2 separate regions of the Homo sapiens genome follow, and region 2 is linked to region 1. The links are chromatin loops, found by intact Hi-C in ENCODE. Cell type or tissue: prostate gland. All regions are shown on one strand. Links, peaks and the distances in the headings refer to the core of each region. The heading gives the core; the rest is flanking DNA. Region 1 has its middle 74 kb from the start of ETAA1. Region 2 overlaps LINC01798 (long intergenic non-protein coding RNA 1798).

What was found. Hi-C counts contacts between places; a loop is a spot of excess contacts. Peaks named below come from ENCODE experiments on the same cell type or tissue, not always from the same donor. Only the 100,000 strongest peaks of a DNase experiment are listed, where the experiment ranks them.
Region 2: a loop joins it to region 1, with 5 times the contacts of the local background. A loop is called at or near these places in 2 of 110 quality-filtered maps.

What each region holds. Positions count from the first base shown.
Region 1 is chr2:67,317,203-67,329,482 of GRCh38, forward strand. No RefSeq gene overlaps it. Among named protein-coding and RNA genes, the nearest start is that of ETAA1, 74 kb to the right of the region's middle. In prostate gland, for the core only: a CTCF peak has its summit at 5,638 (motif pointing left); no DNase peak of the experiment used is centred there.
Region 2 is chr2:66,680,948-66,693,227 of GRCh38, forward strand. It overlaps LINC01798 (long intergenic non-protein coding RNA 1798), which reads left to right. Exons shown (of 6, transcript NR_110156.1): 5 at 10,725-10,776. Among named protein-coding and RNA genes, the nearest start is that of LINC01797, 16 kb to the right of the region's middle. In prostate gland, for the core only: no CTCF peak of the experiment used is centred there; no DNase peak of the experiment used is centred there; H3K27ac peaks cover 4,635 bases.

The DNA.
Region 1 (12,280 bases), core at 2,533-10,532:
TTGGGGTATGGCATTTTCCAAAATAAATTATTAGAAACACAAAACCTGAAGTTACATTACCCATTTAACACTAAAATTAAAAGCAGAAAGCTAATTAGGAAAAATAGACTCTGTTACCTTTATTTTCAAGGATTAGAATTCTCTTAAAAGTTACAGCTAAATAAAAAGAAACCATAAAATAGAAACTTTAGATCACAGCACAAAATAAACTTCAAATCAGATAGTAACAGGCTGTAAAAGCGTGGCTTCTAGGGTCATATAACCCAGATTAAAATCACAACCCCACCTCTTACTAGTGATGTGATCTTTGCCCCTCTGAGCCACAGTCTCCTCGTCTAGAAAATAAATACGATAATAGAACCTATCTCATAGGGTTGTCATGAAGATTAAATGTAATACTCCATGTAACGTACTGGGCATACAGCCTGGCAAATAGCAAGCAGTCAACAAATATTAGCTCTTATTTTTATCATCATTACAACCTTTTATTTAAAATGGATATGCTGACGTGAAATGAGGGGTTTGCATTTATACCTACATGTTTCAAAGCTAAAGACTCCTGGACACCAAAAACCCCAAATAGTTTTCTCTAAATAGATATTAAAATGTTCCTGGCAATAGCTGCTTTTAAATAACTCATTTTCCGAGGCTGAAGCACAGAGTTCAAAATCCCAGGCTAAGCCCATTTATACTGCCCTGTTGTAAGATGCTGCACACAAAAGTAATTATTTGGCTTGCAGACCCTTTGTCACCCGAAAGCTCCCATAGCCACACAATTAAGTTTAGGCCACTCGGGGTTTAGCATTCTTTTTCTGAAATGGAGTCCACATGCATTACTCTGTGTGTGTGTGTGTGTGTGTGTGTGTGTGTGTGTATGTGTTTCTGGATGAATGATACAATCTACAGAGGTAGAGGAAACATTACAATGCTTAAGACTGGGTACTTCAACATCCAATTAGAGTTGGGTGAGTTGTGCGGCAGCCCCAAAGGCCAGATGCTAAAGTGACCTGGTGCAGCCCAGCACAGGCCATCACCTATCCCTCCTGCATGGAAAGCAGCCTCTAGGGATTCCACTGAGCCACAAAGCTGAAGACCCAGGCATGCTGCATTTTTTTCCTCCTAAAGAAATTTACATGCTATTTTTCTACCCTGTCCCTGAGCTGGGATATTGAGGTTAAAATGTACCTACTGAGTAGGTAATGCATTTGGTATTAAGGATCCATCATATGCGTATGTCTTCTGAGCGTAATGGTTCCTTTGGAGCTATTATAGGTATGCCGTGAATAGATATTAGAAATAATACACAAAGAGTGACTGAAGGAGATCCCATATTAACTACTGTCAGACTTTAAACATTATTCTAAAATAAGTTTTTAATTCCTAGGGTTTAATACCTCTATACTTTGTAAACTGAGCACTTTTCAAAGAGAGCTCCAAATTCCTACAGAGCTGTCTTTAAGTGAGCTTTGATCTTTGCAGAGCACCTATCTTGTGTTTCTATAATTGCTGTGGTTTAACAAGGCTCCCTAGCATGTGAAGGGGGGCAAATCCTTTTATTAAGGCTATAAACCTAACTGACCATAGTGACGGAATGTGCAGCTTGGTGGTAGCCCTTAGCTCCCCAGGAAAGAAAAAAAAAATTGAAACCAGGGAGTCTTCATGTTAAAACAAAATGAAATATTTATTAAACATGTTTCTGGTGTCCCAGGTGGTAAGAGGCTGCCCCGTGGTCCGCTGAAAGGTTTGATCTTTGTTAAGTATTGTGAATGCTGATTTCAATAATGGGGTGAAAGCTGAGGAAGTTATGGCTGAAATTTTGGCTAAAGATGACAGCTCTAGGTTTCAAGTTGCACAAAGCAGTCTGAGGGATTAAACCAACAAAGCCTGCTCAAAAGTATTGAGTTTCCAAAAGTGTAATCTTCCTATCAGTGATTCACACTCCTAGGATGGGGAGGATTCCTCATTTTTTACTTTGACTTTGCCATATTAATCTTACTTAACAAATACATGTGGTGATTTATATCATGTTTAATTAACTGATTGAGGGCGCCAGTGGTAAAAATGGCATCGCATTAAGCTCTGTCCGTATGGCAAATTCGAATCACATCCTTAGCCTTGCAAGAACAAAATATCCCGAGAGTCACTGATGACAGGATGTAGGAATTGAAATCAGGTCCCTCCTGTTGTTTGAGAATCTAGGGAGGGTGCCTGCCATATGCCCATCACTTCCAGCGGGGGAAATGACAGGATAAAAGAAAGGAAGGCTCTAGTTCTTCCAATATGTTCAAATCTCAGATGAAAATGATTGTGCAGCAGTGCTGTACAGAGGCCAAGATTCACATGAAAGTACATCTCAAACTTTGCAGAGAGCTTAATGAGAGGGTTTTGTGGTGTTTTGATATGTGGGGTTTTCTTTTGTTTTGTTTTCTGAAATGGCTGCTCAGGGTTTTTGAGAACTGAGAGGCGAAAAAGCTGTCGTTTAGAGTTAAATATAATAAGCAGGATTTTTTTAATAAAAGAGGGAATTATTATTTAATAAAATATAAGTGCACTATGATTCCATAGAAATCAAATTAGGTTTGAATACTAAAACCACACGTTGGGATACTGGTTTTAAAATTAACATCTTTGGAAATTGGAGTTGTCTAATTTTTCCCCTCAAAAATCTATGGTGATTATTTATGACATCTAAAGAAAAAGTATAAATTGATTACTGATAATAATTTTGAAATTTTAAAATGCATTTTAAATTGCATGACAACATAATAAAAGTATGAAAAGAGGGTAAAAAATCCATTTCAATCTTCAATTTGATGATTAACACTTTTGTGCATCCTCTTTTAGTGTTTTGTTTGCATGTGTTAAAATTATTATAATCATGCTACACCTTCATCTTGTATCCTTTTTTAACTTAGTATTTTATCCCATATTTCTCATACTGCTTTATACCAATTTTATTGACTGCATAATATTTCATCAAATGAATGTTGTCATCTTTTCCTAACCAAGCTTCCACTGCTAGATATTAAAATGCCTTCCAATGTTTGCTATTATAAACAATGTTATAAAGAAAATTTTTATATACATGGCTTTTTCCACATTTTGAATTATTTCCCTGGAGAGATTTCCTATACCTGTTCAGGTTGCCATACTGTTTAGGTTTCTTAAAAGATTGTATAGAAGTAAAGACATTTTTCTTCCAAGGAAAAGTAGAAAGTAAAACATTCTATAATGGTGTCATTATACAGGAAAAAAAAAAAATCTTACTTGAAATTAACATGCAATTTAAGTGATGACTTCACTCCTATAGTAAGTATTGGCGACATGAGAAAAACATTTAATTTTTACTCTAAATTAATTTGTTCTCTAAATGTTGTTCTCTAAATTTAATTTGTTCTCTAAATGTTGTGTTCTTCTTTAAAATAAGCATATGGTGACAATGAAATAAATTCAGAATTTTCTATTTTGTTTTACTCCTCACTTATTGTTTTGATTTAGAAAAAAAGTCCTTTCAAGTATAATTTAAGTTTTGAAATTTTTAACAGTTTCCTGGAGGATATTACAAGTGACTATTAAGCCAGCATACAGGTCACTTTTTAAAATGATCATTATTTTGGTTAAATCTGAAGTATGGTCCTCATAATTAATAATCCTAGATGTTTTCATGGCTTCAATTCAGAATATGATGAATTGGGTAAGTTAGGCAATATATTTTAACTAAAACCACTTTGGATTTTGACAAGGAATTCAAACTTTTCAACTGTGCTGTGTTGCTGCATAAGCAGCCTGTAAAAAGAATAATCACCTCAATTTTTTCAACTTCCTGGAATCATTCAAAACAGAGTAGTTAAGGATTGCTTCATTTGGAAGTAATAAGTTCCAAAACGGTCTGCCGCAGTATAGTTTAATTACTGGTCTCAATTCTCAACCTTCTAGATTTTCTTAACTATCCTTTTTTTGTTTTCAAACAAAAAATGTACAAACTTAAAATTCTATTGGCAGCCTAGTTTATCAAAAAAAGTTAGCTGCTTTATTTAACTTAGTCTATGATTTTATGAAATGCCATCAAATTCAAGTCAAGGGTATATTAGGGATCAAATAATTTTGGAAGCCAAAAGTGCATTTCCCTAGATGGTTTCTTCCAGCCGATGTTATTATTAGTCTGAGATCATGTAACAGCTTTTGTTTTCCAAATCTGTTCCTTTCAGTGAAGTCTATTTCTTTGCATAGTTTAAAAACAAAGGATAAACATTCCTTATGGGGCACTGGAAGGAGAAGCAATTCATGTGAATTTGATAAAACATAATGTACTGGACTGACAGTAAAAAGGCTTTGCTTGTTTGATTGTTGACTGGTTTTGTCTTTAAATAATGGTCTTCTTTTGGCATTTAATGTATATTTGGTCACAATAAACATAATTTATGAATATTTTAACACATGCATACTCAGTGGGGTGGATTATCATACTGATATAAATAGAATTAATGAGCAGTCAACCCGCCACATGCCACGACATATGACGGGGCAGCCAGTGCACAGAAATAATCCTCATAGTTTCATAATAAAGCTTTTCTCTTAGTTCAACTTTTTAAAACTACTTACAGTCTTATGTCCCCTTTCTGTTGGAGTATGGTTCACCAACCTGTGAAACAAGATTAAGATTTTACTACAAGAATCTATTTCTTTGGCATTCAAAAAAACAATTTTCTTGCTTTCTCTAAAACAAAATAAATATATTTGAACAAACTAACTCTACTAGGCCAAATTTCAGGGAATAGGTTATAGACAGACAAGACATATGTCTACTAGAAAAAAATTGTTATATTCTTTTCTTTTCTTTTTATGACAATAACATGATTATGCTCAATTGCTGCTACCAGATCTTTACAAGAACAAAAACTTTCTAAATAGTTCTACATTCTAAAACAGATCCGATGGGCATATCGCCTGGATAAAATTATTCTGGAAAAAAAAATCTTCTTAGCCAGTTATCTGCTCTCCTTGAACACAAAGCAACAATCTGTTAAGCGTGCCTAATAAGATTTTTTTTAAAGGAAAGAACTCAGTAGTATAAAGCCACCTCTTCAAATGGTAGGTATTGGGGGGGAGACATGGGCATGCAAAATCTTCAATTTAGCCATGCTTTATTCAACAAATAATTATTTTTGTGAAGAGACAAATTGAAATTTAAGATTAACCTTCATTTGCCTTATTTCCACAGTTTGATTACAGGCAAAAGTGGGAAAAAATAAAATTAGCATGTGCACTGCATTGTCCAGATGATCTGGCAGGAGGAGAGCCTTGGCAGAGATATACTATGACTTTTTACAAATGCAGATGGCAGTGTTGCAGCCTTTATTCCTCTTATCTTTCATTTTCAAAGGGAACACTCGAAGCTTTTTGCCACCACCCTCCTCTACTCCTATCCTCACATGTAAAAACACTGTATCCCCAAATCAAAGCTCTTTCCTAAAACAGGCAAGCCCCAGGATGCATCAGGGAAGGGACAGACTGTGACACCATGCTCCTGGTCATCTGTGAGAGAAGTGCACTGTGCTATGTGGGCCAGGGCCTGGTGAACTTGCCCAGAGTGACTCCCTTGGGGAATCCAGCCCTTTCACCAGCAAAGAAAATGGGCACCACCTAGTGCTTTTTCAACGCAAAGGCTGTTTGTGCTCATGTGGACAAGAGTGGGCATGCGTTGGCTGACCTTTACAAAGGAAAAAAAAAAAAGGAGTCAGGTGGCTTTAACCCCTATGCCAACTGAAAGAAGAAGCAAGTGACAATCTTAAGACAAAGGAATTCAGTGCTTCCAAATTATAGATTTCTTTGGTTTTTTTTTTTTTATAATTATTGGTCTGTTCATGAGAAATAACATCTTTACTTACCAAGACACTAATTTCCTCTGTATCACCTTTTTGCCTCCTCATGTCCTCTGAGGTTAATTTGTAAGAATTTCTAAGAATTTTCATTTGGTCCAAAGTGACATAGCAGAACCAGCGCTGGCCCACCCCCACCCCCAAAATCTATTCTAACAAGCAGTCTCTCTGGAGTTCTCCTAACACAACAAATAGCTTTTATGAAAAATGATGTGTAGCACAAAATCTTTTGCAGTGCAATAAGATCAAGTTAACCACTCATGCCTCTAGGAAAAAGCCTAGGAAGTTTTATCTGATTGGCAAAATGGACCCAGATATGAGTTCAAGGATTGAGTACAGTTTGATGAAATTTCATAGCAATGAAGTCTGATTATCTGAATGATTGCTTAAGCCTTTTAAAACATAACTCGAGGAAGCACTAGATTTTTCATTGGGAAAACAGATGGTCTTGTAGGGAATCGTAGAACCACCATCTCATGCTGTTTACTTTTTCTGTAATACTTTGCCTAGAATTACTCTCACCACTATTGCTTTTTAAAAATAATAATGATTTCTTCATTGCTAAAAGGTAGATCTTTCTGCAATAAAATTAGAAATCTTAGTGGAGGGCAAGGTGAAGGGCAGAAATGGGAAAAATGAGTAACCTGCTATACCTAACTGGATTAACAAGGACCTGTAACATATCCAGGAACTAACTGGCTGGCTCTGAACTCATTAGGGATCTGCTTATCTGTTATGCTGTACAACAGAATCCAGACAAAAAACAGACTGTGAAGAAACGGATTAAAAATGATTGTAACTTCTCTAAGAGTTCAGTATCTGTGCTAAGCAACTTTGTAGAAGGACTGAAGAAAACAAAGCCCAAGATTCTGAACTTCACTCCACTGCCTATCCCCAAGTTCTGCCGTTATAAGATCGCAATAACGCTACTTAGATATAGAACTTTGCAACTGTTTTATGAACTAACCTAAAAAGTCAAACGCACTCTCATCTCTTGGTCATTTTATTGCTGTAATTTATGATATTAAATAAGTGATTTGTTTAAAATAAATTTTAAAATTTATACCAAGGAGGAAAAATAATCTTAAAATGGGTTTGTTCTATGAGGAGCAAGAAAAAAAAAATGTGTAGTGAACTGATCTCTTTGAGATTTCACTGGCACAAAATATATCCCTTTAAGCTTAACACTAAATAGGTGATCTTGTCTTGACAGATTTAAGATGAACATGAATTGATTAGCTGAAGCCATCAGGTGTGGCTGAGCCTGTCTTTTTCCAAATATGTACCTACAGGATAATGGAAGGAGGTAGCTGTTGTCATCACCTTTTTAAGTGAAAGCAGTGTTATGTTTTGTATTCAAGTCGAATTCCCCAACTCTTCATATCACCACCATTCTGGTCAGCCTGTTAAGGGAAGAAAAACAACAACAACATTTTCTTTTTTTCTTCCCTGCCCACCCAGCCCCCCTTTTCCACTGCCTGCCTTGCCCTGAATGCTATAGTTCACAGCGAAACCCTCTGGTAATGACAGCCCTGAAGTGATAATGTACTTTCCTGCCTTCCTGTTAACGGTAGCATAATCCCGCCATGTGTGCCAGCCCCGTGGCAGAAGGATGCGTTCATATTTTCTGGAGGTAAAAGGGACCGGTTCAATTTACAGGCTTGACTACCTCAGCAGTTTCACTAAGTTCTGGTACATAAATGGATGTTTTATTAAAGAAGAAAAGGAAGGGGGAAGGGAAGGAGGAGGAAGACGAAGAAGAAGAAAAGAAGAGAAGGAAAGGAGGTGGGAAGGAGAATTCGTCTTTTTCTGCTCAATATTATGTCAGTGAAACCAAATAATGTGTCTCGGTTCCTCCCCCTGAGCATTCCACCCGGGTAAAAAAGGAACTAAGGTAAGTCATATCAAGTAAATGCACTGGACTTGGAGATGTGGGCTCCCTGTGTGATAAGCAATGGGCAGCATGTGATAACACATTTATCCTCTCCCTCCTCTTAGCTCACCTCTGCTGAGAGAAGCTGTGCATGGCGAGTGGCCCCCACACACCTGGCTGGATGACATCTGAGGGCTCGGAGGTCCCTGCTGCTCAGTGTGCCAGGATGGTCCCACCGTCCTCACATTCACATTTTTTATGGATGATGCGTCATTCTGCTAAGGCAACAAAAGTGAAAACAATCAATAGTTCTACCCAAATACCTGTTATTTTAAGAATGGGGCCAGAGTGATTTCTTGGCTATGAGCAGCTCAGGAGACACTATTTTTCGTTGTTTAAATACAATTGATTTTCCTTGCTTCAGAACCCAGATCACTCACGGAGCTCCTGGTGTGTCGAGCTTGGATGAATTTGTAATATGACACAGTGATACCTGTTTGTTTAAGGACACCTTGTGTGTAATGTCAGTGTTGCATTACTCTGTGGTTCCAAAACTTCAAGTCCACACTGGAGAAGGTGGGGGCAGCCTGTGGACAGAGGCAGGAAAGAAGGGACATTGTTTTGAGTGCCTGTTAGCTTGTAGGCACAGTTCCATGCTCTTTTCTGTAAAACAGGCCAATGATATTGGAAGCCAAGTTTGTCTGGCTATGGAGCCCCTGTTTCTCCACTCTACCAATAATCAAAACTCACAGTGAGAGGTTAAACCAATACATGCACACATTACCAAAACAAGGTTTCACAAACAATATTTACCTTTACACAGGCAATTTACTCTTATTTTACCAGTCCTACTCCATAATAATTCAATTCTTTAAAATTATGGTTGCAACCCCACTAAATTGGCCTCATAATCTACCATTGTAACATGGCCCACTGTTTGATACACACTGGAGTACACCTTGGTACCCTTCACATTTTTAAATGATGCTATATTGGACTTGGTATCCATGTGATGATCAAGATTGTATTTGAAGATGTTGCATAGAAAGTCCCATCCTATGATTCAGTTTTTTCATCTAAGAATTAGAAATTATAACATTTATTCCCCAAAATTCTCCAGTTGAATTCACTGGAGGTATTCATTGCCTCTCAGAGAGTCTGTTACTTAAAATAAAGACAATTAAAATTAAGATAGCAAGTATTTTAGCAACAAAAGCCACAAAAAAGAATAATAATTATAATTGCTATTGTTAGTAATAATTGTTGAACTCACAACCTGCCGGCCACTGCTCTATGAGCTTTCAATATAACTCATTCAGTTCTCACTATCACTTTATGAAGTAGGTAAATATTACTTTCACTTTACAGCCAGAATTCCTTTATCTTCTTTCTCATAAATTTCTCATTCTAAACTGTTAATATACATCTCAGAAAATGAATGAGATTGTGACTATGACTCAAGAAATACGTATTTCTATGCTTGGTTTAAATAAAATACAAAAGCCTGTATCATCTAATTGGCTTGATAAATCTCACTAGCTTTTTAATAATCATGAAATTTAAATTTTTTTGTAGAAAACTTTCAGAATACTTAATGAAAAATCAGTATGTATTCACCTTCAAAAAACACAAATTTCCAGGCATAATAATAATATCTGCAAGTCCAAATGTAATCACGGTGCCAGGGCTGGTTGATTCAGCAGCTTATCACTGTCACTGGGGACTCAGATTCTCTCCACCTTTCCACTCTCCCATCCCTCATCAGCTTTGTCCTATGAGGGCTGCACAGATCCAGGTGTCACATCCAGCATCATAGTGACAAGAACAAAGGTCTCTTTCTCAGGAGTCTACTAAGTGTCCCTTAAATCCTGATTAGCAAATTTCCTTTGCTAAAAATGAGTTATATGCCAATTCCTAAACTAGTCACTGTTAGGGTGTAGAATCACTGTGATTGGATTAGAAAAGCTCTGCCTCCTGGAACTAGGAATGATGTTGTTTGCCCTGAAGCACATGGATCTGTGGTCAGGAAGAGGGGTCTTGCGGGAAATATATATACTGAGTAAGCAGTGTCTGATACAAAGACGAAAAATATTTCTTTTGACAGGAAGATTTGGTAAAATATAAAGTAGTAGAATTATTTCCCATTATTTAATCTGTTTAATGTTTCATAAAAATTAGCAAACGTAATGAGGAAACGTATCTGTAAGAATCCACTATGCATTTGCTGTTTGCTCTGAAATCAACAGGACCCAGTGCTTTCATTACTAGAAAGAAGAAAATTAGGTAGGTTAATAAAACAAACATCTGGAAAGTATCAACACTCATAAAAATAAATGGAATCATCCTGTGTATACACTAAAGCCAGGTTGGCATTTGTCAACAACTACAGAGAAAACACTACAGAATTTACTACTTCCAACTTCCTGGGTGGGTTTGTTCTCATTCATTTAACATATTTTCCTAAGTGAAAATTTAGTTTTAGGTTTTGAAATACAATCATATAAGAATATGTAGACTAATAGTGTTTATTAATTTTTAATAATGCCTACAGTTTCCCATATTTGGTTGCATTTTTCCTGCTATCCTATTGCTTCTGAGCCACCTGTTCCCCTCTCAAAAACATGCAAGCTGGGATTTTTTTCTTTTCTTTTAACTAGATATCTTGCCAAAATTTCAGACTCATAGTAAAGAGTTTTTATTTTTCACCAACCTAATTATTAAAAAAGGAGTATTTAGAATAGCTCTAAGAATTCTCATACAGCCTTCATCCTCATTCCCCAAATGTTAACATTTTACTACATTTGCTGTATCTATCTCTTTGTGTGTATATGCACAGACATACACAGAATGTCTATGCCTTATATACACATGTATATCTCTGTGTATATATGTATGTATATATGCACATATTTTTAATAGATTCTGAGTTTTCTAATCCTTTGAGAATAAGTTACAGTCATGAAACCCCTTTATTTTTAAATACTTGTGTATCTTTCTAATAAAGAAGAAATTCCCCAATGAAACAACAAAAGATTACCAAAATCAGAAAACTAGCATTGCTATAATACTCTTATCTAATTTATAGACTTTATTCAGATTTCAATACTATTTTTATGGTCAAAAAAAATCAAATGTCATGGGTCATGCCCTGAATTCAGCTGTCATTTCTCTTTAGTCTTCTTTATTCTGACAGTCCTTTAGTGTTTTCCTGGCAGAATGCTGTTAATATCAGTCTTCAGTAAAACATATTAAGAGAGGAAACATCATGCCAAAGCCAGTGGATTTGTATGGATGGTGGCTTGAGTGGGATTCGTCCTGCCTTTGCAGCCTTCCTCCTGCAGGGATAATAGGTGTGAGTATGTTTCACTATTCTCTTAGACATCCTGACCTGTACCACAAATGTGAAGGGCCAACTGGAGAACTAGGTGATCCAACAGTTTGTTATTAATCATCTCATCTCTTGCCAATGAATAGCAACAAGAACATCCCAAAACATCTGAAATATTTCTAAATATTCTAAACATTTGTAAAAATGTGGGACATTATAGAAAAAAACTTACAAAAACATTTGTTTCAATCACTGCATGCTTAGATGCAATCTTTAAAAGTACTTCAAGTAAATAATTAGAATGGGGATGTTTAGAATTGGTTAAAGGTTCATTATTTCTGAACCAATGTGCAGAATTTGGCTTATGAGTACAAGAATAAAGACATTTGGATCAATTCTCTTATCTTTTTATTAATATTTAAATTAGCCTACAAAAAATCCACATATATAAAAGTCCTCTAAAGCCTGAGAAGCTCATTTGCTTTTACGTAGGACATATTGATGGTTTTAATTTTTTAATCTCTCAGACTGCATCTGTATAGCAACAAGCGGATACTTTAGCAAGGAATAAATTGTTCCAAAAAGGTATGGGCAAGTGTGTCTTACAACTTTTTTTTTTTTTCTGAAAGATCTCAGTAAAATATTTTCTGATATGTTTTCAAACCAATGTATTCTATCACATGAAAGAGAAGTTACCTGACAACGTGGTTATTTGCAGTTATGTTATAACCAAATTTGTAACTGACTCTCCCTCCTCCAGTCTTATGAAAAAGAAGGAAGAAATTATAGCCTGGAAGAGAATATTCCCAAATGGGGCGAGCTAGGGCATCTAAATCTATAGCTGGAGCTACAAAACACTTCGCTTCATTCAAGAAACGTTTTCTTGAGTTGATTTTTTATGTACCTATCTTAAAAATAAGGTAGTGCTCCTGGAGTAAGATTAATAGCAGCAGACCCTTACTTAACCTATTTTCAGTAGTGAAAACAGATTATAAACCCCTTTTTTTCCACTACAGAGTTATAAATACAACAGCAGTGCAGAAATCATTTGTTCATTGAGTTCAACTCAAGATTATACTCAAGTCTGATTGCAAAAGCCCATTCATATGGAAGAAGAGACAAAAGGCTAACAACTCTCTGGGAAGAGCATCAAAGGCTCAATGTTTACAAGAAGAAATTGAGGGGAAGATTGGAGAATAA
Region 2 (12,280 bases), core at 1,797-9,796, 640 kb before region 1:
ATCCCAGCAGTTGGGAGGATGAGGAAGGAAAATCACTTGAGCCCAGGAGTTTGAGACCAGCCTAGACAACATGGCAAAACCTCATCTGTACAAAGAATACAAAAATTAGCTGGGTGTGGTGGCATGCAACTGTAGTCCCAGCTACTCAGGAGGCTGAGTTAGGAGGATCACCTGAGCCCGGGAGGTTGAGGGTGCAGTGAGGTGAGCAGAGATGACCCAACTGCATCCCAGCATGAGCAACAAAGTGAGAAATTGTCTTAAAAAAATTTATGTCACTTTATATTTCCAAAGAAAAATGGTTGTTTTCTATGTTGAAGCTTTAATTTGAGGAAAAAATACCTTTGCACAGGGCAATGGAATGAGCATAAAAAAGTGTTTGTATTATTAGTTGCCAATTTGGGAGATGAGACAATTTCCAATATTTTGTATATCCTTAATTATTTATTATAAAAACCAGTGGGACAGAAATCTGAAATTTAAAATATTATAAAGAGATACTTTCATTAATTTTATTTAAAACATTATATGCTTGGCTTTAGATGACTTCTGAGTTGTGTTGTTTCTCTCTCCTTTATGAAGGTTTACCAGGCATATTAAAAGGATCAAATACAAGGTGAAGTAAAAGCAGAAACACAATATTCATTTATTTAACTCTGGTACAGTAGAGCAAATTCAGGGTGACTCAAGGGACACAGTGTCTTGTAAAACATATGTACTTAATATAAGGGTCATAAAACTTATTAAATTAAAAGCTAGGTTAAAAATAGGAAGAAAATTTATGCTGCTGTCTAAAATAGCAATAATTTCCCTTTGGCCTTTCCCTTTCCAAGTAATATGGGTTCTGGTCAGGAGGAAAAAAAAAAGGCAACTTATAAAATCTTCATTTTGGAGGACCAAATGCAAATCTTTGTTAACTACACCATGCATTTTAACAGGCAAGTGATACGGCTGAAAATAGAGTAGTAAGAAGATAAAATGTTTAGCCTTAAAAAGTGTACTTGTGATGAGGATTCAAGGATATAGGTGGCATTATTCCTGAGTGCAAACAATAAACTCCATTCTTGTTAGCTGGTATCCAGGAAGAATAGCTTTAGGGTATGGGGACAGTAGAAAAAATATTAAAAAATAGTTGATTTGGCTTTGTGGCAGCAGGACAGTGAGTAGGGAGCACAAAGTGTGCATTGCTGTTCAGTCAGGGCACAGCAGTGCTTCCCTGGACAAAACCTTCCACCCTTGTCCCAGCAAAATTTGGGCTGTAACAAAATCTATGTAAGCCAGAAAATTTGAAGTGAAGATTGACCTCCTATTTGTGTCTCACTCTGCTGCCTGTGGGCCACTGGTGTAGGAAAGGACACATTACCCTTATAAACAACTTCAGGGTTTGAGAGTAAGTGTGGCCTCAACTTTGTAAGCACTTGTATTTTTTTTTAATCCATGCAGCTAAAATATATTGGGCTTGCTTAAATGTTTATTCTCAACATGATAGCCATTTTCCTACCTGGGGTTCCTAGGTATAACACCTTAGTAATTTGAAACCAAAATAAATATCAATTTCCTTCTACTGTAGTCACATGGGGGGTTGTTTGGAATTTTATCTTCACACGAAAGTCTTACGGCTGTTGAGAAGGGCTGTGCCGGTCATTTATCTGTTTACTCTCAGACTCACTCTCATCCTTTCCTTGCTCTTTTGTCTTCCAGGCGGCTTAACCCTGCAAAGTACATTACCATCTGGCTTCCACAAAGGCTCTGCAAAGGGAGATGCTTTTTTAGGGAGTAGGAGAGAGGCTAGGATAGCCATTCTCCCACTCTCCCACCTGCATTGAAAGTGCTTCTGCAATGCCTACCTCTCCCCTGAGGTCTCAGACCTGCCTTCTTCTCTTTGTCCTTCTAGTCAAGGGGTGGCAGTGGCTTTACGTCTTTGCCAAACTCTTGTTGATCTCATCATCCCCATTTGGACTTTCAGTTCTTCCAACACTTTTGTAACTACCTCCCTAGATTAAATCTCTAGGTTGAACTACTTGGTAGTGATTCTGTTTTTCCTGACTAATGCCAGGACCAACTGCTTTAAAAAAATTATTTCTAGGTTATTAGTTTGAAAGATAAGAGATTCTGCTTGACGTCTTGAGGGGTCTTTGCCTGTTGGCCAGTGGGTAGGCTGTTGAGTCATAATAGTCACTTTGGCAAGGTTCTCTTTTTGGTTGAAGTGAAGCAAACCTGTTTGAAGGTGAAATGAGAAAGTAAGAACTAGTCAAGGTCTTTACAGGGTGGACATTTTAGGAATACAAGAGAAGTTGAACTGAAAGGGCCGTGTGGATATGTTGTTGATCTTGGCGAACTCTCCTGAGCTGTATAGCACTGACAATGGAGTGCTATTATAGCCTTTGGAAAAACTCAGCTAAAACCTCATAATCCATTTTTCTTTCATCCTTGCAATCTCTTTTTTTTTTAATTCTGTAATGAACTAGCCTGATAGTGTAAATAGCCTCATTTGAGCTAAGATGGGCAATATAAACACACACACTCAGAGATCAGTAGAGGAACTCTGAAAATCATACACCAGTTTCTCTTTCTTTCTCTTTTTCCTCTTTCTCTTCTCACTCACAATTGCTAACAAAGTTAAAAGTTGGTTCTCATGATGAAACTTCATAGGCTGCTGTCTGGAATGAATTTTCCTGAAAGAGCTCTAACTGCTGGGGGAGGGAGGGAATGTAGGGTGGGGTGGGGGAGAATCCAGACCTCAAACCCAATAGCCTTGCCATTCAAAATACCAGCTTGAAGGTTGACATTTGCAGGGACCTTGGGAGTATAGCACGTGGGGACTTTTATCCTGCTACTTCAGTGACAGCTGGGCCTGGTCCAAACAACACTGCCAGTAACATTGTCATCGAGTAGGTTAAGCGGAGCTGGAGGGGAACTTCCTTTTAGCTTTAGACTTTAGACTACAAAGTCTCAGAGCCTTTGGGTATTCATTCACCATTCAGTGAACTTAGACTGGCCTGAAGTTTATTTTCATCAGGATGTTAGTAGGGCTTGGGAAACCTTGAAAATGGAATGCTCAGTTTTTGTGAAGACTTTCTTTTAAACCTACAGATTTAATGAAGTTTAAACACATTGTTCATTGTGTAATTATAGATGAAATATTAGAGAAGTGGACTAATTATACACAATGCACTCAAACCCAATTAAATTAACATCTGTGGTGAATGTAAGGATATTCTCTTTTACTAATAAGAAATATTTTCTAAACAACAGAGAATAAAATCATTAAATTGGATATGCTGTAGAGATTATAAATATCCTATTAGCATATAAAATGAGGATTAACCTTATTTAATCACTGCATGTCAGATCATCAAAAGTCATGTTGCACCCCCATAATGTTGCTGTATTAATTCTACAGAAATAACAATAAAAAACCCTACTATTAATCAACATAGCTCTCAATGAATGCTGTTCTTGTCTACTAAATTAAACTGTTGGAGAAATTCAAGTATTCCCATAATTGCTTAACAAAATAGCAAAAATACTTTTACCTATTCATTGTGGTATTATGGCTGATTCAGATTTACGTCATCTACTGGCTGAAGAGGTGTGTCTTCCTGGCTAGGCAAATTAGCCTACCTCAAAATAAATAAAATATACTATCCATTCCAGCTAGCACCACAAGTGACCTTTTGAAAATGTAAATTAAGTGATTGCAAATACCAAGAGTGTATTCAAAATGAAAACGTATGGACTTGAGACATAGTGCCACCATTGCTCCAGGGATTAATTGGCAGACTATGAATCCAGGGATTTCTACCTTTCAATCTGGGGCATTCAATATTCCATTGGAAGATACTCATGACCATTGTTACTGTGATTAAATAATCAAATCTGGGTGGAGCGACAACAAAGTGGACTTGGGGTTATCCAGATTCATGTTATAGCTTATTATGAATATTGATTGGATGCAGTAACAAAAAACAAATGACAGCAAAGTTGAAGGTAGCCATTTCATATATCATGTTCATAGATTGCCGTTTTTCACAGCTGAGGGACAGAAATCAGTCAACAGGGATGGTTGATTCGAGGGAGTCTTTGTCAGAAGAGAGTGAAAGAGCTAAAATCAATCTTTCTTGCTTTTTCTTTCTTCCCTGTTTCTCTTTCATCTCTCCTTCCCTCCCTCCCTTCCTTTGTTTTTTCCTTCCTTCCAAAGAGTTCTTCTTTATATTTCTTCCAAAATTTGAAGGGCGTTTTTTTCTTTCATTCTTGTGAAAACCATAATTACAGGGCCTGGAATATAAATGTACTTATAAATATTGAGAATAATTATGGCTATTACAACTTTGTATTTCTAATTTGGTGAATTAAAAAAAAATCAACACATACAATTCTTTTTCAGTTGAACCCTTCCACTTAGTTTGCCTACTCATCCTTATCTGAGGAAGTAAGTTCAGTTTAAAATGTAAAAATTCAGATGTAATTGGAAAGAAATTTAGAATAAACTGGAGGTAACCTGTCTGCGGGGGCATGGTAGGGCACACTGTGATGGGCCCACGGGCAGGGACTGAATCCAGGAATACATGTGGAGGGCAGAAAAGTCTACCTGGGAAACTGAAATTTAATAAACACATCAAACACATGAAAGAAAATGTGATTTTATCACACTAGAAGTATATCTCTCAGAAAGCCACTTCAAAGAAAGCAAGCAGAATGCATGCGCAAGTCAAAGTCCTTTTTCGTCCTCAGGACCAAAGCTGCTTAGCCAAGAAGTTTTTCTTTCTGTCCAGGTGCCATACACCATTTAAGTTTTTTTCCAGTTTCCTTAAGATTTTAAAGCCACTTGCACTACATATATGTAGTGCAAAAAGAATATATATATATATATTTTTTTTTTTTTTTTTTTTTTGAGATGGAGTCTCGCTCTGTTGCCCTGGCTGGAGTGCAGTGGCACGATCTCAGCTCACTGCAACTTTTGCATCCCGTGTTCAAGTGATTCTCCTGCCTCAGCCTCCTGAGTAGCTGGGATTACAGACGTGTGGCACCATGCCCGGATAATTTTTGTATTTTTAGTAGAGACGGGGCTTCACCATGTTGGCCAGCCTAGTCTCGAACTACTGACCTCAAGTGATCCACCCTCCTCGGCCTCCCAAAGTGTTAGGATTACAGGAGTGAGCCCAGTGGGCCCGGTCAATATATGTATATTTAGAAAATCTTCTGTGGCTTCTTTATTCTATAGAGAGAGCAATATGTTGTGAATACAGTGTTAATAATAACTACTATTTTTGCCCTTTTTGAACAAACCAACAATTGTGAGTTTTAGCTTTTATTTTTGTTCTCTTTAAGCTCAATTAAAAAGTACTTTTGCCTTCCAGGAGCCATTTTTACAATTTATTTGAAGTGCTGGGTGAATTAAAGAAAATCCTATGCCTTCAAATTTTAGTTGAACTTATAGATTTTCCATAACAATATTACTTTAAAAGACTCTTTTTCTTCCCCCTTCTTCCAGGTCTCACTGGCCCAGCAATTTAGCCTTGCCTCAGAATTGTTACATTACGGTCAAATGGTTTGGTTGTGACACAGGATGGTTTTCAGAAAAGCAGCAGACAGTGTCTAGAAGTGGGAAAAAAGGTCTTTATTGAGAAGGTCAAAAGGGACATAAAGGCAAAAACTGACTTTCACCGAAACAGAACTGGAGACCAGGCCTCCAGTGTCCTTTTTGTAATTCATTGCTTGTTTTCAGGTCCCGTGATAGAATTCTTCCATAACAGAAGAGGACTTTGTTAAATTGTAAATGAGTATTACTTCAAGCACTCTGTGGAAATATATTCTCCCCCTATAGCCCATACATTATTTCTGCTTAGTTATAGTGGCTCACCTTTCCTGTAACTATCAAAGAGAACTTAATTCAACTCACACCACATCACTTTACAATTGTGCAGCTCTCTTAATCAACCTTTGTGTCAGCCACGAATGTGCAGTATGACCTAATTTGAAAATGTCTCAAAGTGCTGACTCAAACTGTTAGTGAATAAAGGCTGGTCATTACCATTATGACACTAATGTGATGCAAAATAAAATTGAGTTGCATCAGCTGAACATTAGTTTGCAAAAATATCAGTGATTGAATCCATTTTCTGTTCATATTTTATTTATACTTAGATATGTATACATATATACATAGGCACATATTTTTTGTTTGTTTGAAACAGGCTTGCGGCAAAATTTTTGAGGGTAGAGGAAGGAAGCCACATTTTAACACTGGAAAAAGACACAGGGTTAAAGGCTGATCATATGTGTATCATGATCTCCTCTCTATAACATGAAGACATGTTGTTGAAATCTTATTAGGATATTTATATGCACATAAGCAATAACATATGAAAATTATCATCTTGTCGTGTACTTTGGTGCTAGATTCCAAGGTTTCTAACAGCCCTGGCACTTCTTACTACTTCGTATTACTCCAAAATTCTGACTTTGTATTCGCAAGTAACAAAAATTTGAGATTTTTTTCTTTCATGGGACTTCTTTCCTTCTTCTTTACTTGACAAAAAGTTACTTTGAGATGGAAATACCTTTAATACACACTGTCGTTAATTACTTGTGAACAAAAGAAAGTGAGATATAAAACTAGACATTATTTAGCCTCATCCCTACTGATAATACTTTGTGGAAAGCAACATCAATGATCTTTTTCTTACACAATTCAGATGGTTTTGAGGAAAAACTCATGGGCTTAATTAATACCTGTGCATCCTAAAACTAGCATTGGTTTCAAATTCTAAGCTGATAAGTAGTCATTGAAAATAAATCAGCAGGAAACTTTCTTAATTTAGAGAAATTTTCCTAATGGTAAATGAGAAACTCCACCCTGTATCTCATTTTGGGTCTCCAGAATTCTGAAAATCCTGAACATAAAAGTGAGGTATTAGTGATAAAATACTTCTGATTTTATTTCTTTAATGGTTCTAACAAACCTAGCACACAAATGCAAAGGAGATATGTTGTCCTTTAAAATGGTCAAGGACAAGAAGTTTTGGCTATCAGGAAATTATTTAACCTGCTTCCAATTGAGAGAGTATATGTCTTCATAATATATCACCATAAGCGATCAGTAGAGAATACAGCTAAATTAAAATGCTGGCAAGCTCAGTTCATTCACTTTTTAGAAAAGCAAGTAAAACCTTCCAGCAAGATGTGTAGAAATTTTCTATTACGTGATGACTTTCATATTTGAATCCATTTTACATTGTGTAATATGTGACTTGGGCTGTTTTTATGACCTGTGCTTTATTACCACATTAAGACAATCGACATTTCAAAAAAGAAAAAGTTTGAATAATTTCAAAGTGAACTTGCCAAAATCAGCATTCAGAAGCATGGGTGCTCGCGCGCTCAAACACAGGCACACTTTCAATTTACCTAAAAACGGGGATCACCCTTTGTAGCTAAAATGCAATCTTTCTTATTTTTAGGTTACCCTGAGAAAAGGTATGTGGGTGTGATTCCTGCAAATGGATTGCCAGTTTCTTAACAGTTCATCATTCTTAAATGATAGAAGTATAGCAGCACCCTTCTGAGAAACATCTTTTCTGTAGATTTTACTTTGTCCATGCCAGGACAAATTGCGTGCTAAGTTGAATAATTCTGAGATGTGAGACACCTCCATAACTGTCCTTGGACTACCAAGGAGCTGGCATTTCTCTTTGGAAGATGAGGGGAGAATGCTCCCTGCTCTCTTAATTGATGATTTACTGTGCTTTCCCTTGGGACCACAACCGATGATCTGTAAGCTTGTTGAATTTTGAGGTAGATACTAAATATAATCAATATATAAAAATATTTAAAAAAGGAGAGAAAAAATGCAATGAAAATTTATGACCTTAACATTCCTTCAGGGTCAAGCAATTTATCAAATTCTCTCACTTTCTGGTTTCAATTACACAGCCATTGTGGAAGGAACTTATTTTAGCAGGTTCATTTGCCTCAGTGGGGAATACAGGACTTTGGCCTAATGCTTCACCTTTAGTGCAGGCCATTTGAGCCTTAGAACAAATACCAATCATCACTCTTTGGGAAAAAAGAATCTGCATCGGCGTGGCCTATTGGAATGGGGTTTCTGTCAAGGTAAACGGTTGTCGGCAATGACTGTGGTAGAGTGGCGATAAATCCCATTTTATTGCTGAAAAATTCCAGCTTCTCTCCATGCCTGACAGCTCCCCACATTCTCATACCCATTTGGGCAATTTCTGCACTATGTCCATCTGGTTCTCATTACCTCTCAACCTCCCTGCGTCTGATCCAGAAAAAGAGCAGGTCAGAAATGGGGCTGGGGGTGACGAAACCAAGGTGATGAACAAAACAGAAAGCAGGGGGATGGCCCATGGGGTTCGGGGAAGAGTTGAGGTTGGGTGGAGTAGGGATTCCAGCTAAGAATCTGAGTGGTTTTGAGAAGGGGCCATGTCAATTATTAAAAATGATCATGACAGAGCTGGAGCCAGAAGCCAGAGAAACCTGTATCTTTAGACTCAGGCATTAAAAAGACACCTGTTTTAAGGTGAAAGAGAGAGTAGAGAGAGAGAATGTGGTAGGTAGAGGAGGGTGGGAAGGCATCTCTATTAAGGGCACTGCCAGCTGGATTATCAGAGTAGCGGACCTGTTCTAGAAAAGCACGGAGCCCTGTGTACACAGTTGGCAGGCTTCTAAATATGCTGATCAAACTCTGCTGGAGATTAGATTTTGGTTCAAAAACATATGTTTTTGAGGACAAAGAAAACTTTTGGCCCTCCAACCTTATTGTCTCCATCTTTCGAAGAAGAATAATATTTAAAAACTAACTTGTCTTAATTAGGGCATTTAGAATGACAGGACTAGCACTGACTCACTTGGGAATTCATAACCCTACATATAATCACTTTTGGAATGGAGTGCATTTATGCCTTCAAAAAGTTGGCCTCATTTTCTGAAGCTGAAATCCTTTTGATCATAATTACTTCTGACCTAAAATTACCCACAGTCACCATACAATGCCACGCTGGGACAAAAAAGAAATACATATTGTAAGTATCTGATAACAGATATAAACTATCGGCCAACTTAAATAGTATCATTAATTAGACTAGGATGAAACTATACAACTATATATTTCTGAATATAACATTTAATCATTATTATTATTCTTTTGGTGCAGTGGTTGGGGCCGTTGTCATAAATGCTAAAATAAGAGTTGTTAAAGTATATTGAAGTATAAATGATAAAGACCTGAGAACTTTGCATAAAAATGAGAATCAGATGAATGACTGCATTGATGTAGTTATTTCACCACCTGTTTTGAAGTCAAATTTTATATGCAAATGTCTTAAAACCAGATATGATTGTGTATTCTTAAATACGTTGGAGAGCTGTGGCATTATTATGATTTGTAGACAGAATCTCTCATGTTAGATATGTTTGGATGGACATATTGAATGGTCTCTTAGTGCCTTCTGGATCCCAGGGATCCAGAGTGTATTTCAGGTCCTAAAAATGGACATTTTTGACAGTCAGAACCCCCAGTACTGCACTGAATATCTGTTTTTTTATGGGTTGAATTCCCAATATCGAAATTACGTTAAATTTTAGTTGCTGAGCCAGATCCTTTAGACAAGAAATACTGGCTTCCAGTAATCAGGATTTAATTTCTAAATTTTCAAGTCATGAATGCTCAAAGGAGGTTTTATGAAATGTACCTGAAATTGTAAATGAATCCCACGTAGACACTTAAATTGAGAAATTGTTGCTAAAAATTTTAAATTAAAACGACAAGATAATTTGGACTGACGTACATTAGAAATCATAAAAATGGAAGTTTGTTAACTTTAAAATGAATATTTTAGTCAACAAATAAAATTCTAAAACAGACGTTTTCACATGCACATATTAAAAGGCATAAACCTTTAGCTAGGGTCACGTATCTATTAAAACGGTCTTGATTTTAATGGTGTCTCTAATTTGGAAAGTAATTTCAGATTCTTAGCCAAGAAGAATCTTGCTTGAACTTTACTTTTCTAGGCTGTACATATACCAGAGAAACATGATCATTTAAATTCTAAAGGATGTTTGTTTCTTTTAATAGCATAGCAGAGAATTAATGGCATGGGGGAGGGGGACGTGACAACTTAACCTGATGTTTGATAGCTGTTTACTTATGAATGTGTGCCACAGATTTCAGTGTCTGTAAAAGAAGGGGAAATAAACAAACCGATGGCTTTTAGGGAACTTAAGACACATGGAAGAAAGTGCTTAGAAGGCTATTGAAATATTTACAAAACAAATCATTTACATTAACTTTCTTATGTGTAGAAACTGGAGTGCCCATGAAAAGACAGAGCCAATTTTGGCTATGAGAAGTATTTCAGCATCAAAATGGTTAACAGTATTATAGCTTCAAAAGAGCCTATTGGCTCACCCTCAAGGATGCCCTGCAGTTGTTGTTAAAGTCATCAGATGAAGCTAGCCTTCTCAGCTAGCCTTCAGATTTGTCTGCTAACAGTAAAAATACTATAATAAATCGGTAACATATGTTGCCAGGCAAGGAAAAGTGATATAAATAAAGAGACTGGGAGACCCAAACCAAGTACAATGTGAAAAGAATTTAAATTTCAATCTATTTGCTGGCTAATTACCATTTGAAAAGTAATTTGAAAGTTTTACTGTTATTTGCTGATATTCTTCCTCATTTTTCTTTTTTTCCTCTTCAGATTGCATTCTTACCCAAATACTCTTCGTGATTGCCTGCTTTGCGGCTTTGGGGTAAGTCCCAGTTTTCCACAACCTTAAGAAAAAAATGCATAACATAAAAGATGCCAGAAAGACTTATGTGTCCTGATAGTCGGGGTCTGTGAAATATACATGGGTTTGTTACGGGGGTGGGAGGCATAATGAAATAAAGAAAAGCGATTTGTTTCTGCAAGGATCAAAAGTGTGCGAAAGTGTGCATATGCAAACGAGGCTCCCATCAGGAAAGCCACCTCTGGAATGTAAATGACAAAGCTTGGAACACACACAATCAATTATTTTCACCAGCATTTAAAATATAGAAAACAAAATCTGCTTTGGGAATTGACTGAATATTTTATTTAGCTTTTTTTATTGAGACATCCTTTGAAAAATGGCATAATATAAATAGTTTTACAAAGCAACAATATAATCAATCTCTAAACTAGAATATAAATCAAGGATTTCATTAACTGCTGGTAGCCAGTTTAAATTGTAGTCTTGTCCATAATGTCTATCTATCTATGTATGTCCAAGTTATATTAAAAACCTTTAAATGGCTTTGTAATATCAGCTACATCTAGCTATTATAATAATTAATGGTACTGTTTTATAAATCAATACATGTATTCTTGATAAATTCATATCCAGTTAATGGTGTAATTTAAATAAAAAATTAATGTAATAAAGGACATACAGAAGCGGGCAGGAAATCTTTAAAGGTTAAGAGCCAAATTTGTCTAAATTCATTTTTAACCTGTTTTGGAAAAGTTTATATTTAAAATCAGCTGAGACTTACCTTGTTTCTGTAAAACTAATCTTGCCATTTCTGGTGGTATCTAGTATTAAATTTGTAAGGTGTTTTCTGACGTTGTTTTAATTACGTAGTTACAATACTGTGGAATATTTTACTGTCGTTGCACTATTTTGTGACTATTGCATATTCTTTAGTAAAATAGAACAAAACAAACTAAAAACATCACACCAGCAATTTATTTTTAATACACAAATGCATGTAAATGATTTATTTTTTGAAAATCTCCAAAACTATACACACATTTTATTTAAGGGGAAAAATGACTGACTAGTTCAATAAATTTGCATGTGGAAGAGCCGAGCATTTTCACTGCTTCCGCTGAGTGAACATTCCAAGAATTTTAGAAAGAAAAGAAAAATGCATGAAAGAGTCTGAAATGTATTTTAACGCTGCACCCGGGTACAGGAACATTCTACCAAAAGATGAGTGTATTACAGTTCTAATGTAAAGAATACATACCAAAGACATATTTAAAAAATAACAAGATTTAGAAAAACAACTGAAGGTTGTATGTTATCAAATACAATATCAAATCTTTCCAAATAAAATTTCATTTGGTTCATAAGAGTACGCGTTTTACAAAAAATATCTTTCAAAATTATGCAGACCAGTCTGCCCTGCCATCCTCCTTGACATGATGCAGAAATGTTCCTTTAATCCACTGAGCTTTTTCTGACATTTTTCTTAACATTGCTGAGCCTTATTTAGAGCACCAAAGGAGGC